Regions from separate parts of the Homo sapiens genome. Here region 2 is linked to region 1. Evidence: chromatin loops called from intact Hi-C (ENCODE). Cell type or tissue: endothelial cell of umbilical vein. All regions are shown on one strand. Links, peaks and the distances in the headings refer to the core of each region. The heading gives the core; the rest is flanking DNA.

What was found. Peaks named below come from ENCODE experiments on the same cell type or tissue, not always from the same donor. Only the 100,000 strongest peaks of a DNase experiment are listed, where the experiment ranks them.
Region 2: it touches region 1 in a loop (2.1-fold over the local background); 2 of 110 quality-filtered maps call a loop at or near these places.

The regions. Positions count from the first base shown.
Region 1 is chr13:76,719,755-76,727,554 of GRCh38, reverse strand. The region is part of intron 2 of LOC105370265 (a long non-coding RNA gene); the gene reads left to right. Among named protein-coding and RNA genes, the nearest start is that of KCTD12, 160 kb to the left of the region's middle. In endothelial cell of umbilical vein, for the core only: no CTCF peak of the experiment used is centred there; DNase peaks (open chromatin) are centred at 2,144, 2,904 and 3,794; H3K27ac peaks cover 3,484 bases.
Region 2 is chr13:76,795,657-76,803,456 of GRCh38, reverse strand. The region is part of intron 1 of LOC105370265 (a long non-coding RNA gene); the gene reads left to right. Among named protein-coding and RNA genes, the nearest start is that of KCTD12, 87 kb to the left of the region's middle. RefSeq lists an enhancer at 5,099-5,218. In endothelial cell of umbilical vein, for the core only: no CTCF peak of the experiment used is centred there; a DNase peak (open chromatin) is centred at 3,536.

The sequences.
Region 1 (7,800 bases), core at 1,037-6,036:
TGCTGCTTAGAAATTTCTTCTGCCAGATACCCTAAATCATCTCTCTCAAGTTCAAAGTTCCACAAATCTCTAGGGCAGGGGAAAAGTGCCACCAGACTCTTTGCTAAAACATAACAAGAGTCACCTTTGCTTCAGTTCCTAAGAAGTTCATCTCCATCTGAGACCACCTCAGCCTGGACCTTATTGTCCATATCGCTATCAGGCTTTTGGTCAAAGCCATTCAACAAATCTCTAGAAATTTCCAAACTTTCCCACATTTTCTTGTTTTCTTCTGAACCCTCCAAACAGTTCCAACCTCTGTCTATTCTCTAGTTCTAAAGTTGCTTCCACATTTTCAGGTATCTTTTCAGCAACACCCCACTCTACTGGTACCAATTTACTGTATTAGTTTGTTTTCACACTGCTGATGAAGACATACTGATAACTGGGAACAAAAAGAGCTTTAATTGGACTTACATTTCCACATAGCTAGGGAGGCCTCAGAATCATGGCAGGAGGCAAAAGGCACTTCTTACATGGAGGCGGCAAGAGTAAAATGAGGAAGAAGCAAAAGCAGAAACCCCAGATAAACCCATCAGATCTCGTGAGACTTATTCACTATCACGAGACTAGCACAGGAAAGACCAGCCCCCATGATTCAATTACCTCCCCCTGGGTCCCTCCCACAACACGTGGGAATTCTGGGAGATACAATTCAATTTGAGATTTGGGTGGGGACACAGCCAAACCATGTCACCACCCATGCCACTATTATGAGGCTGAGCAGTAAGGGTGGCCTGTGTGAGAAAGATATGCTGCTGTCATGCGGTTTCTGCAGTAAAGAGGTCATGCACTGGTTATTAGGAAACACTACTTCAAGTCCTCCATGTAGTTTGCTACCAAAAAAAAAAAAAAAAGCAATTTGTGCATTACAGAAAATAGGTGGATCACAGAGGATTTTCAGGGTGGTGAAATGCCCTTAATGATAGATATTATAATGGTGATACATGTCATTGTACATTTGTTCAAACCCACAGAATGTATATCACCAAGAGAGAACCCTAATGTAAACTAGGGACTTTAGGTGATTATGATGTGTCAATGTAGGGTCATCATTGGTACAAATGTACCAATCTGGTGGGGAATGTTGATAATGGAGTCTGTGTATATTGGGGGACAGGGGATATATATGGGAAATCTCTGTACCTTTCTCTTAATTTTGCTGTGAGCCTAAAATTGCTCTGAAAAAATTAAGTATTAGTATTTAAAAAATAAAGCCTGAGATAAATGAGAAAAAAAATAATGTCTATTCAAAATATTTGATGTCCTAAAGAGAGGAAAAATGACCTTCTCATAGAATTGAAATAATTGAAACTCTCTTTTAACATGTTAATTGGTTTTCTCTGCTTGCTTCATTTTAGGTCTTCTCTGTAGTCCTGGAAATTCCCAGTGTTCCCTCCCTCGTGCTTTTAATCTTGCTGTTCAAGGTTGAATTCTTCTCTTTTTGCCTCTCCAGGAATCCTAATTGTTCAAGGTCTTGCTTCTGGTCCTCCTGAGGCCTCCCTACCTCCTGTGGGTCCCTTCAGTGATCTCTAAATTGTTTCAGTTAAATTTAAACTGTGTAGGAACAAGGACCATGTGCTGTACTTAAAAATGCCACATCCCTTACAGAGCCTGGTTATAGTTCTGGGCATGTAGTAGGTGTAAATTTAATATGTGTTGACTGTTTAAAAACTTCTGTTAACTTAATCAGAAAACAAGAAAAATTTACCAAGTCTTTTACTGCTTTCAAAACATGTCTAGTATGTATGTTTCTTATGTTTTAAAATGCCTCTGCTCATTTTGTTCTTGTGCTAATGCAGAGCAACAACAGAGGGTGAACATCAGGTGTGCTCTTTTACATACGGTAGGGAAGGTGGAGAGATGCCATTGAAACCCATCTGGAAGAGTGAAGAGAGTAGGAACACCAAAGTAGTAAATAAATTCATAAACATAGGAGAGAGTTTGTTGATAGCCTGAAGGAGCATCCCAAATGCATTAAAAACAACTGCAGATTCTCATGATGCTAAGCTAGGGGAACTCGGGCAAGTAATTGTGTTTGATTTGCTTGCTTTTCTTGACTAAATCAAGAAAACAACATACAAATGGAATGCAGTGTAGTGGCCAAAGGAAAAAGGAAAACCCCAAACTCAGAATGCTGTGAGTGTGAAATGACCTTTTAGTTACTTTCTCCTGTTTTTTTTTTCTACTGCTGTTTGTGATTCAGGAAAGACAGCTTTTTATGTGTCTCTGCTAAACCTGGGGTAGCTATTCTTTCAATTTTTAAAAGTCTCTCAACAGATGCTATCTCCTGAAACACAAAACAAAAACAGAACAGAACAAAACAAAAAAAAAAAACAAAGCAGAACAGTACAAACCCATAGATAACTCTCCCTCCTCATACCAAACTAGGCATACTCTGAAATCGGGGGAGAATAATTCTTTTTTATATTTCTCTATGTTCGATGGTAGGTTTGGGTGTGCATAGGTTATGTTTCTTACAGCATTCTCATTTTAGAATATTTATATTAAGTTCCTTTTGCAAATCCACAGCAGATAACATGGATGGGGAGGGTTTCTGCTAATTCCCGTGTAAATCATCCCAGTGGCTAAACAACAGAGATTATTGTTAGATGGGTTATTGAAAATAAAGCACTCATCATTTTCTATTCTTTTGGCAGAAACAGTAGTTGCATGAGGCACCTAGGCATGGTTTGTTCTGTTGCTGATTTAATCCTTCCTCTTTTCCTTCCTTCTCTCCTTGCCTTCCTTCTATTTCTCCTTCTTTTTTCTCAGCTTGCTGTGCAGTGATTCTAAAACACAATGACCTCCCAATGTCTAGTACTTGCCCACTTCATATGGGAAGTACCCTAGCCTGAGTTTCCTGCTTTCTTAATATCTACTTCCATGGGTGCATGTTATCTATGGACACATAATCAAAATGTAAAAACAGTTTGGCTCCCACGTTTAGCAACACTCAGTGTGATCTTCCTTAATGTTTGGCCCGTTGTGTCACATAGACTTTCCTTGTATTTTAATATGCATTTTCCTCCAGTCCTTGTTGAATTCATTTGCATTGCTCTTTAGTTCTTGCTGATAATTCTTTTCAGTAATGGTGTCATATCAGATTTAAAAATCTGGAAAATAGTTTGACATTTATAAGGTATGTTTTGATTTTGCAGGAAAATAGATGTGCTTTTTTGTTTGTTTGTTTTTTGGTCTCATTCTCCTTCTCAATTCTTTGAAAAAAAATGCAACAGGAAGAAGCAGCTAAATAGTAGCCAATAGGTATTCTAGTATGTAATGAGGAATATTAAATAATCACTCCTAAAGCCCGTGGCATTTGCCTATCATGATGGAGACCAGTGACAAATAATAATACATCTGTAACATTGTATCAATAATGTTAGCTGGAGTGGTGAGCACCCTTGATTTTGAAAGCAGCTTTGAAACTCAAGTGTGCTAACAGTAGAGAAACTAAGAGAAGAATCTACAAGATGTGTTAAACTGAGAAGGAGGGAAGGAGCCAGGGTAGTTTAGCTTGCAGAAGAGGAGACAAAATGAGATGTGAAAGAGGGAGCAGACTCTGTCCACATTGTCCCTGAAGGCCTGCTGGGTTTGCTGCCTTCTAGAAATAGTCTAGCAGAGGTTGGATGACTAAATTTCAGGAATGTTACCAACAATGCTTTCCTGGGGTGAGTGTAGGGCAGATGGTGTCCTTGGTCTCTGCGTGAGAAACAGAGAGATTCTGAGCTGCATAGTTAAGAAAGTGCGGGGCATCATCAGGGGCAGAGAATGAAATCTGGCATTGAGCTTTTCCGGGGGCTTGAAGCTCTGACTGTGTTACATGTGACAGCACCTCCTGCTTCCTGTTTGCTGTGAGTTTGAGGTTGTGGCCTGCAGCAGTTGTTAGGGAAGTCTGTAAGCCTGCACCTATGGAGTGGGGCTTCCGGGAGCCTGGGAGGAGCACCACCCAGACTGGGCTCAGCAACTTGGGGCTGAATATTTCTTTCTTTCTTTTCTTTCTTTCTTTTTTTTTTTTGAGATGAAGTCTTTCTCCCTTGCCCAGGCTCGAGTGCAGTGGCATGATCTCAGCTCACTGCAACCTCCGCCTTCCTGGTTCAAGTGATTCTCCTGCCTCAGCCTCCCAAGTAGCTGGGATTACAGACGCCCATCACCATGCCGGGCTATTTTTGTATTTTTAGTAGAGACAAGATTTCACCATGTTGGCCAGGCTGGTCTCGAACTCCCAACCTCAGGTGATTCACCAGCCTCAGCCTCCCAAAGTGTGGGGATTACAAGCATGAGCCACCACGCCCAGTCGGGGCTGAATATTTCATTTGGTGAAATGATGAGGAAATTGATTTATTATTACCCAGGCCTATATTATTCTTCTACTAGCATCACAAGAGTTTTCCTCTTGTTAATTTTAGAGAAGTGGGAAGAGTGAAGAGTAAACATATTTGTGTCGGCCATTAAAGAACACACTTATGAAAGCTTGCACACCCTCTTAGTGAGGCCCTGAGCACAGTGTGGACTGAATATGAAAACATCAGTTGGGACATTGTGTCTCATCCAGGGACACAGCTGCTGTGGAGGTTTTCACTGCATTTTCAGTAAGGCATTATAGAGACAGCCTGTTCCTGTAATGGCTTTGGTGTAGCAAGCTAATAGGAAGAAAAGAAAGGGCAGAATGGTCTTGGGAGAGAGAGAAACAGTGTGAGAAATACATGAATGTGCAGAGAGGGGAGAAATCATTGCAGGATGGGAATTTGAAACATGTAAATAGGAAAGGAAAAATAAATGTTCTTTGGATGCTAACAAAGCAAAGAACTAGACTTAGCAAATGAGATTGACTTATAGGAACACAAGTCTGTCTTCACTAAATAAGAGGAGAAGCAATGGAAATAATTATATCTCATGTAAAATAGAAGTCAGCACCTCTTCTTGCTGTGCCTAGTCTTCTCTGTGAAGTGGAGCTTTCCTTTGGTGAAAGATGCATTATCTGGCTTACCCCTACTCTCCAAGCTCTAGAAGTAGGCACTTCTGATGTTCCTTGTTTCAACTGAGGAAACAGCTGGATCAATCACAGTAGACTTGATTTTTAAAAATTGGTTAAAGATAGCTTTTTACCTAGAATTTCATGTTACTAGAAATCAGAAAGCTTAAGAAGTCTTTAAAAAAACGACAGGACTTATTTTGGTTTTCATTTCAACAAAATTTTATTTGAAACACAAGAACCTAGAGGTGGTCCTTAAAAACTGATAGTGACAATAATAAAACATCTGTGAATAATATATTCAGGCTGAGTTGCAGACCAACATAAATCCCAGTTTCTTGGGGAGGTGGAAGGATACTCACATTTATGGAAGTGGAAAGAGAAGTTTCACTTGTTGAATGCTAACATTGTGTCAGGCACTGGGCTAAGACTGCAATCTCATTTATTTGTCACAACCCTGAAATTAAGTATTATTGTTATGCCAAGTAGAAAACTGTGATCCTATTATTTAGAAAAAAAATATGGACTATAAGTTTCTGAACTTATTCATTGACTATCTGGGCTTGGATGAAACATAAAGTTTCTACAACTTGCCTTTCAAGTCCATAAGATTTCTTTTGAGAATTTGTCACTTCTCTTTTTCATGAGAGTATATTGAAACACTAGACTTCCTACCATTGCCACTACCTGGATACTTCTCCTCTTACTAAGGTGGTAGAAGGCTGGAGACCTTCAAGCCATAATGCCACCTCATCCTAAAGCTTCACCTGTGGTACCTGGTGACAACGCCCATTGAAACTTGGTTAAGCCCTGCAGCCAGACAGTGTAACGACTTGCTTGACCTTCTATTGACTCAGGTTAAGCAGCTCTCTCACTTGTAATGAAGAAGGCTTGGGGTAGCAGTGTGGAAGTGATATCTCCCTCCTGGAAGGTCATTTCTCATGGTGACCTCCACCCAAAAATGAACTTGTGTCAAGGGTTTGCGTACAAGCAGTTTCTTTGGGATGTGATCCCAGGAAGCACTGCAAGACTGTGGCAGAAGAGAAACAAGAAGGGAAAAAAAACACTACAAAGTGTGATAACGAGTGGGCTACTGCTGTGAGCAATTGGAGCTTCATCCTTCTAGGGACCTTCTGAAAGACTATGGAACACATTTCAGAACCCTCCTATTGCTCTGTGTTTATCCACCAATTCCTACCCTTCATTAACTGAGGGTTCCTTCTGGGGCAATTTCTAGCCTGCCAACCCTTTCCCACTGTCAGAGATTGCCTACACAGGTGAAGAGATATAGAAAGGCATTTAAACAAGAATAGTACATAGTTACTTTCTGCATGGGTGGAGGGGATATGGCGGGCCACCAACAGGGTCTTCCCATCCCCCATCTCAGGGGGCTCTGAACCTGCCAACTCACATGCTTTCTTCCCAGTGCAGGAGAGAAACTTTCTCCTGCCAGCTACATGCTCCTGCTTTAGCTTGTAGAAAAAGGAACAAATGTGTGCCCACACTTCTGCCTTCCAACACTTGTTCCCTATGGGGGAAGGCTTATGAAGGGAACTTCTGGCTTCTCTCTACTCCTTACTAAGGATGCTCCAAGTGAAAGAAAGTAGCTAATATGATTGTTGGGAAGCCTACTGGTCCTGAGTAGACTGGTCTGTGGGATCAGGGTCCCTGTATTTTGTGGCATGGCCCCTTTCTCCTATCTGTGACATATGTTGGTAAGAGAGTCAGGGCTTTCTTCACTTCTGTTTTCCTGTGAGGTAAGCATGGGCCTGGAAATGGGTCTGCAGAAGATTTCTAGAAGGAAAGAGAGCCATTTTTCTCTTGCTCTTGCCATTGCATCAGTGTCTGATTGTGTGAGGCTGACCCATGACCCTGCGCCCAGCAGCTAGTCAAGGTTCTGAGTTGTTTATCTAACCTCACTCTAGGGTAGACTCCAAAGTCTTGATTCAGAGAAGGAGAGGAAACCCCAGTGACCTTCAGACTTCAGTTTAGTTCTCCCACATGTTTGCAAAAGATTCTCCTCTGGCTCCACTTGCCAGCCTCTAAGGAGGGTGATGCTAATCTCCATTTAGGTTTTCATTTGGGTGTTTGTGCCATTTTTTAGGACCTTGTAGGTTTCTTACTTTCCAAAAGACAGACAGGATATGGGCTCCAAACCCTACCCTGAATCCTTAATCTTTTAATTATTAAGAATTTGTGACCTGAATTCAAATTTCAGTGCCACTATTTTTTAGTTGTATGAAATTGTCCAATAAAATGTATGGCAGAGGCACCTGACAGCTGTAACTGAAGGATACCATGAGGACGACCCTATGGTCTAAGCAGAGCGTTGGTTCAGAATTCTGAGCTAAGGAATCTGGGAGTGGCCAATCCAGACATTGATCTTATCTATGAAGGACAATTGAACCCCTTGCCCATTCTTTGGAATATAGGTCATACAGGGGATTGGGAGGCCCTTGTTTTGGGTTAAATGGAGGTTGCTAGGTGGAGGTTGCTATGTGAAAATGCTATATAAATTGTATGGTTTTTACAAATGGTAGTGGTTCTCTCATCCAGCCTGCTGCCACTGTACTATCCCTGTGTGTAAGTGCCCCCAATAAACTCTGTATATCATTCCCTGTCACCAAGTCTCTTCTTTGGCTTCTCAGACACAGTGCTATCCCTATTGGAGTCAGTAGGTGGCTGGCATGACATTAAATAACTACCTAGGGCCTCAATTCTCTCTTTTCAAAATAAAAAAATGATGCCTATCTTATAGGATTTTAATGAAGATATCTGAGATG
Region 2 (7,800 bases), core at 977-5,976, 76 kb before region 1:
TATTACCACATTTCAGAATACACCAACAGGTCTGGAGATGTTATAAATATATATCAAGTGTAGGGATCTCAAGTGTAGAGGGGTCTGGCTTATGACACAAAACAAGTTGGAAAGGAAAAGGGGAATTTATAATCATCCAGCCTAGGTCATTTTAAGACTTGCAAATCTAAACTAAAAACTGTTAGATTTTATGTTTGATGAGTACATCTTTTGTCTTAATTTTGCTTAGAGAAGGAGTAAGTTGTTATTTAGCTATATTTATGGATAAACATTTTGATTAAATTCAATAGCAATAGGCTGGGTGTGGTGGCTCACACATGTAATCCTAGCACTTTGAGAGACTGAGGCATGAGGATCACCTGAGCCTGGGGAGGTCAACGGTGTAGTGAGCCAGGATTGTGCCACTGCACTCCAGCCTGGGCAACAAATTTCAGAACACACCACCAAGTCTGGAGATTATGTGTGTGTGTGTGTGTGTGTTTGTGTGGTGTGTATTATATATATATGTATGTGTATATAAAAATGTATGTGTGTGTATATATATGTGTGTGCATATGTGTATATATATATGTTTGCTGCCATTCTCCCCATAATAAAATCCTGAATTTTCTTCTTTTTTAAAAAAATTATAATTGCCCCTCTATCTCTACTACCTCTGCTGTGCTCTGGGTCTTGACCAGCTTTCATCTGGACTTGTGAAACTTCCTTCTCTGTGTCCCCTTTGTCATTCACAAAAGCTTGTGAAATGTCTTAAAATGATGTCTTCTCAGCTCTTGCCATTTCCCTGGAGAGAGCTCCTGGCAACCTTTCTGCCTGAAAATTCAACTTCCCTGGATCCTATTTACTCACTGATTAAGAGAATGCATCTTCCCATATATAGTAATTGCCCAGAGTGCAAATACTGATGTGTTCTTACTCAGGGTTTATTTCATAAGTAACAGTAACAGTCAGGGTCCATGGGTTGTAGGCAACAGAAACTGACTTTGGGTAATGATATGGTTTTGCTGTGTCCCCACCCAAATCTCATCTTAAATTGTAGTTCCAGTAATCTCCAGGTGTCGTGGGAAGAACCAGGTGGAGATAATTGAAACATGGGGGTGGTTTCCTCTATCCTGTTTTCATGATAGTGAGTTAGTTCTCACGAGATCTGATGGTTTTATAAAGGGCTTCTCACTTCACTGAGCACTCATTCACCTTCCTGTCACCATACGAAGAAGGACATGTTTGCTTCCCCTTCCACTATGATTGTAAGTTTCCTGAGGCCTTCCTCAGCCATGCTGAACTGTGAGTCAATTAAGCCTCTTTCCTTTATAAATTACCCCGTCTTGGGTATGTCTTTATTAGCAGTGTGAGAATGGACTAATACAGGTAATTTAAGAAGAAGGGAATCTCCTGGGAGGTAGGCACTTGGATTTATTGTTGCAGCAAGACTATTTAATTAAAAAATGTAATTCTCCAAAAGACATTTGTGTCCTATAGGAAGGAGAAGTGGGTGCTGAGTTGTCAAAATATTAAACACAAATATACACAACTATTACAAGAATACTTACATATTTTTATTTGATTTATAGATATTAGATTGGTGCAAGAGTAATTGTGATTTTTTCCATTAAAAGTAATGGCAAACTCCAGTTACTTTTGCACCAACCAATACATTTGTGTGTATACACATATCTATGCCATTTTTTTTCTTCTGAGACAGAGTCTGGCTCTGTTGCGCAGGATGGAGTTCAGTGGCATGATCTCGGCTCACTGCAGCCTCCACCTCCCAGGTTCCAGTGATTCTCCTGCCTCAGCCTCCTGAGTAGCTGGGACCACAGGCACCACCATGCCTGGCTAATTTTATATTTTTAGTAAAGACAGGGTTTCACCATGTTGGCCAGGATGGTCTCGATCTCCTGACCTCGTGATCCACCTGTCTTTGCCTCCCAAAGTGCTGGGATTACAGGCATGAGCCACCGTGCCTAGCCTAAGCCATTTTTAAAATACTATCTTGCCATGATAGTGCTGAATACCTCATGATCAAAGTCTTAGATTTGATATGGATTTTGAAGGGCATGAAACACTTATTTGAAGATTATTTTGTGGAGATAATTTTCTCTAAATGGAATGATTTCCTTTTTAGGATCTAGCTTGGAAGGAACGAGGGTAATGCTCTGAATCAAAAACACATCTGTTGATTTATGGAGTGCTTCACTAGTGACTTGGACATAAACAGATCATTAATTTCATAATGATTGAAAAGGTGGATGAAAATGCATAGAGAGAGAAAGTGAGAGGGGGTTGAAATTACAGCTCTCACCACAAAAATCATAACTATAAGGCGATGTACATGCTAATCAGCTGGATTTAACCACTCCACAGTGTATATATACACTTCATCATGTTGTATGTCATAAATACATACAACTTAATTAAAAATAACTTTGGAAAAAAATTACAGCAGGATCACTGGTCTTTGGACATATTCAGGGAAGGGATCTCAAGTGTAGAGGGGGCTGGCTTATGATACAAAACAGGAAGTTGGAAAGGAAAAGGGGAATGAATTTGTAATCTAAACTAAAAACTGTCAGGTTTTATGCTTGATGAGTATATCTTTTGTCTTAATTTTGTTTAGAGAAGGAGTAAGTTGTTATTTAGTTATATTTATGGATAAACATTTTGATCAAATTCAATAGAAATAGGCTGGGCGTGGGGGCTCATGTCTGTAATCCCAGTACTTTGGGAGGCCCAGGAAGGAGGATCGCTTGAGCCCAGAAATTCAAGACCAGCCTGGACAACATGGCAAAACCCTGTCTCTACAAAAAAAATACAAAAATTAGTCAGGTGTGGTGGCCTGCGCCTGTAGTCCTAGCTACTTGGGAGGCTGATGTGGGAGGATCACCTGAGCCTGAGGAGGTCGAGGCTGCAGTGAGCCAGGATCGTGCCACTGCACGCCAGCTGGGGCAAAAGAGTGGAACTCTGTCTCGAAAACAAAAAAACAAAACAGCAAAAAAACCCAAATTCCATAGAATTTGGTTTTTATTTTTATTTAATTAAAAAGTGGGATCATCACATTTTAAGTCGATATACAAGTACACTTAAGAGGCCTGCCTTTTTTTTTTTTCAAGAAGTGAGTATTGTTAAATATGTCCTAGTAATTTAACAAACACTGATGTTTATGATTAAAAAAACCCTCTTATGTTTCTATGTTTTGAATTTTGATTTTTTTTGTTAGTGGCTTGATCTGTTATTACTGATATACATTCTCTGTGAACTACGTTTGCTTTTAGTATAAGAGTGGACATTTCAAAGCTACTAGTAGCGTTAAATATTATTTAAGTGGATAAGCAAAAAGAAGTTTACTTTGTGTAATTTCCTCTTAAATTCAATGAAGTTGTGGCTTTATTTTATTTTATTTTTTACAATTCTCTCACGATAGTGTTCAGCTGAAGTTAGTCTCTGTTTTCCTCAGTTGTCCAATGGTGAATATTACTTTATCACCTCCAAGGCTGACTGTGTATGTAAGAATCACAAGATGGTCTACTCTCAGCTGTTGTCTTAGTGATACGGGGCTTTATGAGCTTGCCAATCATTTAACAACTAAAGCAGGAAGTGAATAGTAATGTGTTTGGTCTCCAAGGTGAAAAGTCAACAGACTCCACATTACTGTAATTTTCTTAATGACTGAATCTTTAGCCATAGCATTAACATACGTTGTGTAGTCTTTTTGTTTGTTTTTTTGAGAAGGAGTTTCACTCTTGTTGCCCAGCCTGGAGTGCAGTGGAGCAATCTCTGCTCACTGCAACCTCTGCCTCCCGGGTTCAAGTGATTCTCCTGCCTCAGCCTTCCAAGTAGCTGGAATTACAGGCATGTGCTACCATGCCTGGCTAATTTTTGTATTTTTAGTAAAGACGGGGTTTCAGCATGTTGGTCAGGCTGGTCTCAAACTCCTGACCTCAGGTGATCCACCCTCCTCGGCCTCCCAAAGTGCTGGGATTAACGGTGTGAGCCACCGCACCTGGCATTTTTTTTTTTTTGAGATGGAGTTTTGTTCTTTTGCCAAGGCTGGAGTGCAGTCGTGTGATCTCAGCTCACTGCAACCTTTGCCTCCTGGGTTCAAGTGATTCTCCTGCCTCAGCCTCCCGAGTAGCTGGGATAATTATAGGCACCTGCCACCATGCCCGACTAATTTTTGTATTTTTTAGTAGAGATGGGGTTTCACCATGTTGGTCAGGCTGGTCTCGAACTCCTGACCTCAGGTGATCCACCCGCCTCAGCCTCCCAAAGTGCTGGGATTACAGGTGTGAGCCATCACACCTGGCCCTGCTGTGTAGTTTTGAAAGCAGCAGTGCATAAATAGAAATGTGGACTTTTCAAACAAAATCTTAATCAAGGAACTTTAATGTAGGGATAATAGCTCTCTGGGAACTGGATGTGGTCTGGTGGAGAAACTGCTGGACCAGAAAGTGGACTTAATCATGGGAGAGAGCTTGTGTTAGAAAGAGATAAGCTAGGATGTTTTACCTTGGATAAAGTGGGCAGGGCTTCTCTCTCTGCGTTTTCTGCCACGTTCCCACTCCCTCTGCTCCCTCTTACTCCTCGCAAGTCCCTTAGAAGCCTCTGTCTATGGGGGTGGTTGCTAAAGCTGGGCTTAAAGGCTTTTCTTCTATTATTCTTACAGAATCTCCCTGGAGTAGGCTAATATTATCACCATTTTATAGATGAAGGAACATATGTCACTAGCCCACAATTATAAAGAAAATGGCAAAGCAGAGATTAGAAAATTGTTCTGTGCTTAGTTACCTAAAAAAGGCTCTTGATATTCATGTGATTAATCCCAGAGTAAGTGGTATGAAGGTTCAGAAATATCTGGAAAATTTCAGAAGCAAAACTGTCCCCCTACCTCCATGCATTTTTTTCCCTTTCTTTTTTTCTAAAAAAATTTCAGCGGGAAACTTCCCCATGCTTTCAAAAAACAAGAAAGAAAAAATTTTCTCCCTTTTTCCCATCAAACATTTTAAAAATAGGTTTTTATACCTCAACCCAGAGAAAGTGGAAAATTGGTTATTATTTCAAGATCCAGTATTTCGAGGGTCCTGTACACACACTTAAAACAGTATCTGGAGTCAGGGTTCTGCAGCAAGAAGAAGAAGGAGGTGTGGCCACCAGCAGATGCTAAGTGAACCCTGTGGTGTTCATGTGTCATCAGCAGCATATAATGGCCTCTCACTACCACAGTTCTCTGAGGCCATGAGGAAGGTTGGTTGCCGGGCAGTGCCCTGGTGCTGTGTCATTTAGGACATATGTTTGCAGCCATCTTAGGAAATTTCTTCCTCTCTCACTGTTTCTTCTGCTTATATCACTTGTCAAAATCTAAGGCAAGTAAAAGCAGAAGTTAACTTTATGGCCAGGCATGGTGGCTCACACCTGTAATCCAAGCACTTTGGGAGGCCAAGGCAGGAGGATCAATTGAGCCCAGGAGTTGGAGACCAGCCTGGACAACATAGGGAGATCCCATCTCTACCCCCTCCACCCACCACAAAAAAAAAAAAAAAAAAAAAAAAAAAAGACAGGCAAGGTTGCATGTGCCTGTAGTCCCAGCTACTGGGGACAGGTGTGTGGGGGTGGCACTGAGCCTGGGAGGTTCAGGCTTCAAGGAGCTGTGTTTGTGCCACAGCACTCTAGCCTGTGTGACTGAGCCAGTCCCTGTCTCAAAAACCGAAGCAAAACAAAAAGTAGTTAACTTTTGTAATATTAGACCTCACAAATGAGGGGCTGTGACAAACGCTGAAGAATGTAGTATACTGAATCAATTGTTGATTTATTTCTTATCTTAACTCTATCTGGCACTTAGGTGAGCTTCATCACGTCACAAGTCTCCAAGCCTCAGTGACCTCATTGGTGAAATGGAGCCCATTTTCCTGGTCTTGGCAGGACGTTCTGAAGTATAACTGAGTTAAGAGATGCGAAGGTGCTATATATAGCAGAAGCTAGCTCTATGTTGGACACTTTGTTCTGACCTGGGATTATAACTCAGATTTTTCAGAGGAGGTTAGGATTCCACTTTTTGGAGTTACATTTTAGCATCAGCTATCTACATAACAACATAGAAATGTCCTGACAGAGCAGCATGGTGTTTGGAACTCAGGTCTTGTGTTTCATAGTTGATCATTACTCCAATCTCTCCGAGTTTGTGAAACTGCCACAAAATTACACAAAAACAAAACAGCATCTCACATTCTGTTTGTAAAAGCATCACTTAGTCACCTAGGGCATAATAAATGGAAAGTTGTAGGGCTTAGAAAATGATCAGGTGTTAAGAGAAGCACAGAATGTACTATCATGTTTCAAAGGTTAATAAGCTTTTCCTGTTTCTGTTTTTTTTTTTTCTCTATAGTATTTTACCATCTCACATGACGCTGCTTCTCCAGATGAAGCCGAGATTGAAATGTCACACCGGCAGGATCAATTAGATGTTGTAGAATAGAGAGGCATTTGCTACCTGAACTTAATCCACAGGGCAAGAATGATTGAATGGAGGAGATTGGATATAGGGAGACTCAAGGGTAGAGGAAATCAGTTGAGCATAGTTTAAACAGACACAAAGCAGTATAAATGGTAACTCATGACAAAAAAAAAAAATCAGGGTGAGTGTTTATTATTGTGTATACTGGTTCACTTATTCAATTCTGAGAGACTACAAAGTGGAATAAACACCTGTCACAAAAAGAAATATAGTAGGAAAAGGAAGCAGGTATGTTTTTTGGAAATTCTAGATTTTTGTATCACTTCACAAAAGTGACGAGGAGAAAGATGCAAAACATATTCAGGCTGTAGGATGTCCTATGAGGAAGACAGTAGATGACATGACTGAGTAGGCAACATGATAGCTGTCTTCCTGTAGTTGAAGTCTTGTCATTGCAAGAAAGGTTAGGCATATTTTGGTAGGAATGACAGAGAGGAGGTTTTGACTTAGTATGAGGAGTGGCTTCCCAGTATTTAAAACTTGACAAGCATTGTTGGAGCAGCCTTGCCCAGCTCCCTGCTGCTGGATCAGTGGATATGTACTGTTGTAGAGGGATTCTTGCATTAAATGAGAGGATCTCAGTCACCCCTCTAATTTGCCTTCTCTGGAGCTTTAATTCACCTTGGAGAGGTTTGAAATGTTTTGCAGCTTGTTCAGGCTCAGACCTGAATGAGCTTTGAGGCTCCTTAGGCTTTGATAGAATGATACTTCTCAATAGCATGTACGCACATTGTAGGCCTGGGAATGGTTGCTGGTATATTTAGATTATGGGCAGCTGGTGTTAGCTAAGACATTTATTGGATTAGTCATCCCTAGTAACAATGATACGAAGTGTTTCTCCCGATTGTGAGTTGATATCTGTTATGTTGACTCTTTCAGTTTTATATTTATTTTTCTTTTCCATTCAAACACAGCTTAATGTGAAATCTTCTGGTTGGGAATCTGCTTCCCATGATAAACCACTATTTTTCTAGAGTCCACTGGTTGTTTCTATTTATGGATTTCAGTTTTGAGACATCGATTTATCATAGCTGTGGAAAACTAGCAGAAGGCTCAGAGTAAAGCCATGGAAACCATGAAGGACTAGGAAAACAAAATGAGAACATGTATTCTGGAGAGGTAAGGTTGAGGATAGAGTTTACACCTTTTTTGGCATGCCATTTTTTCCTAGTGCAGCTATTTAAATACATATACCTACATAGATGTTGATTAGCAGGTACAGAACCAACTGTGGTCTACTTGTTTGTGAAGGCTAATGTAGAGGATATCTTCTATCAAGACATGGGCATGAG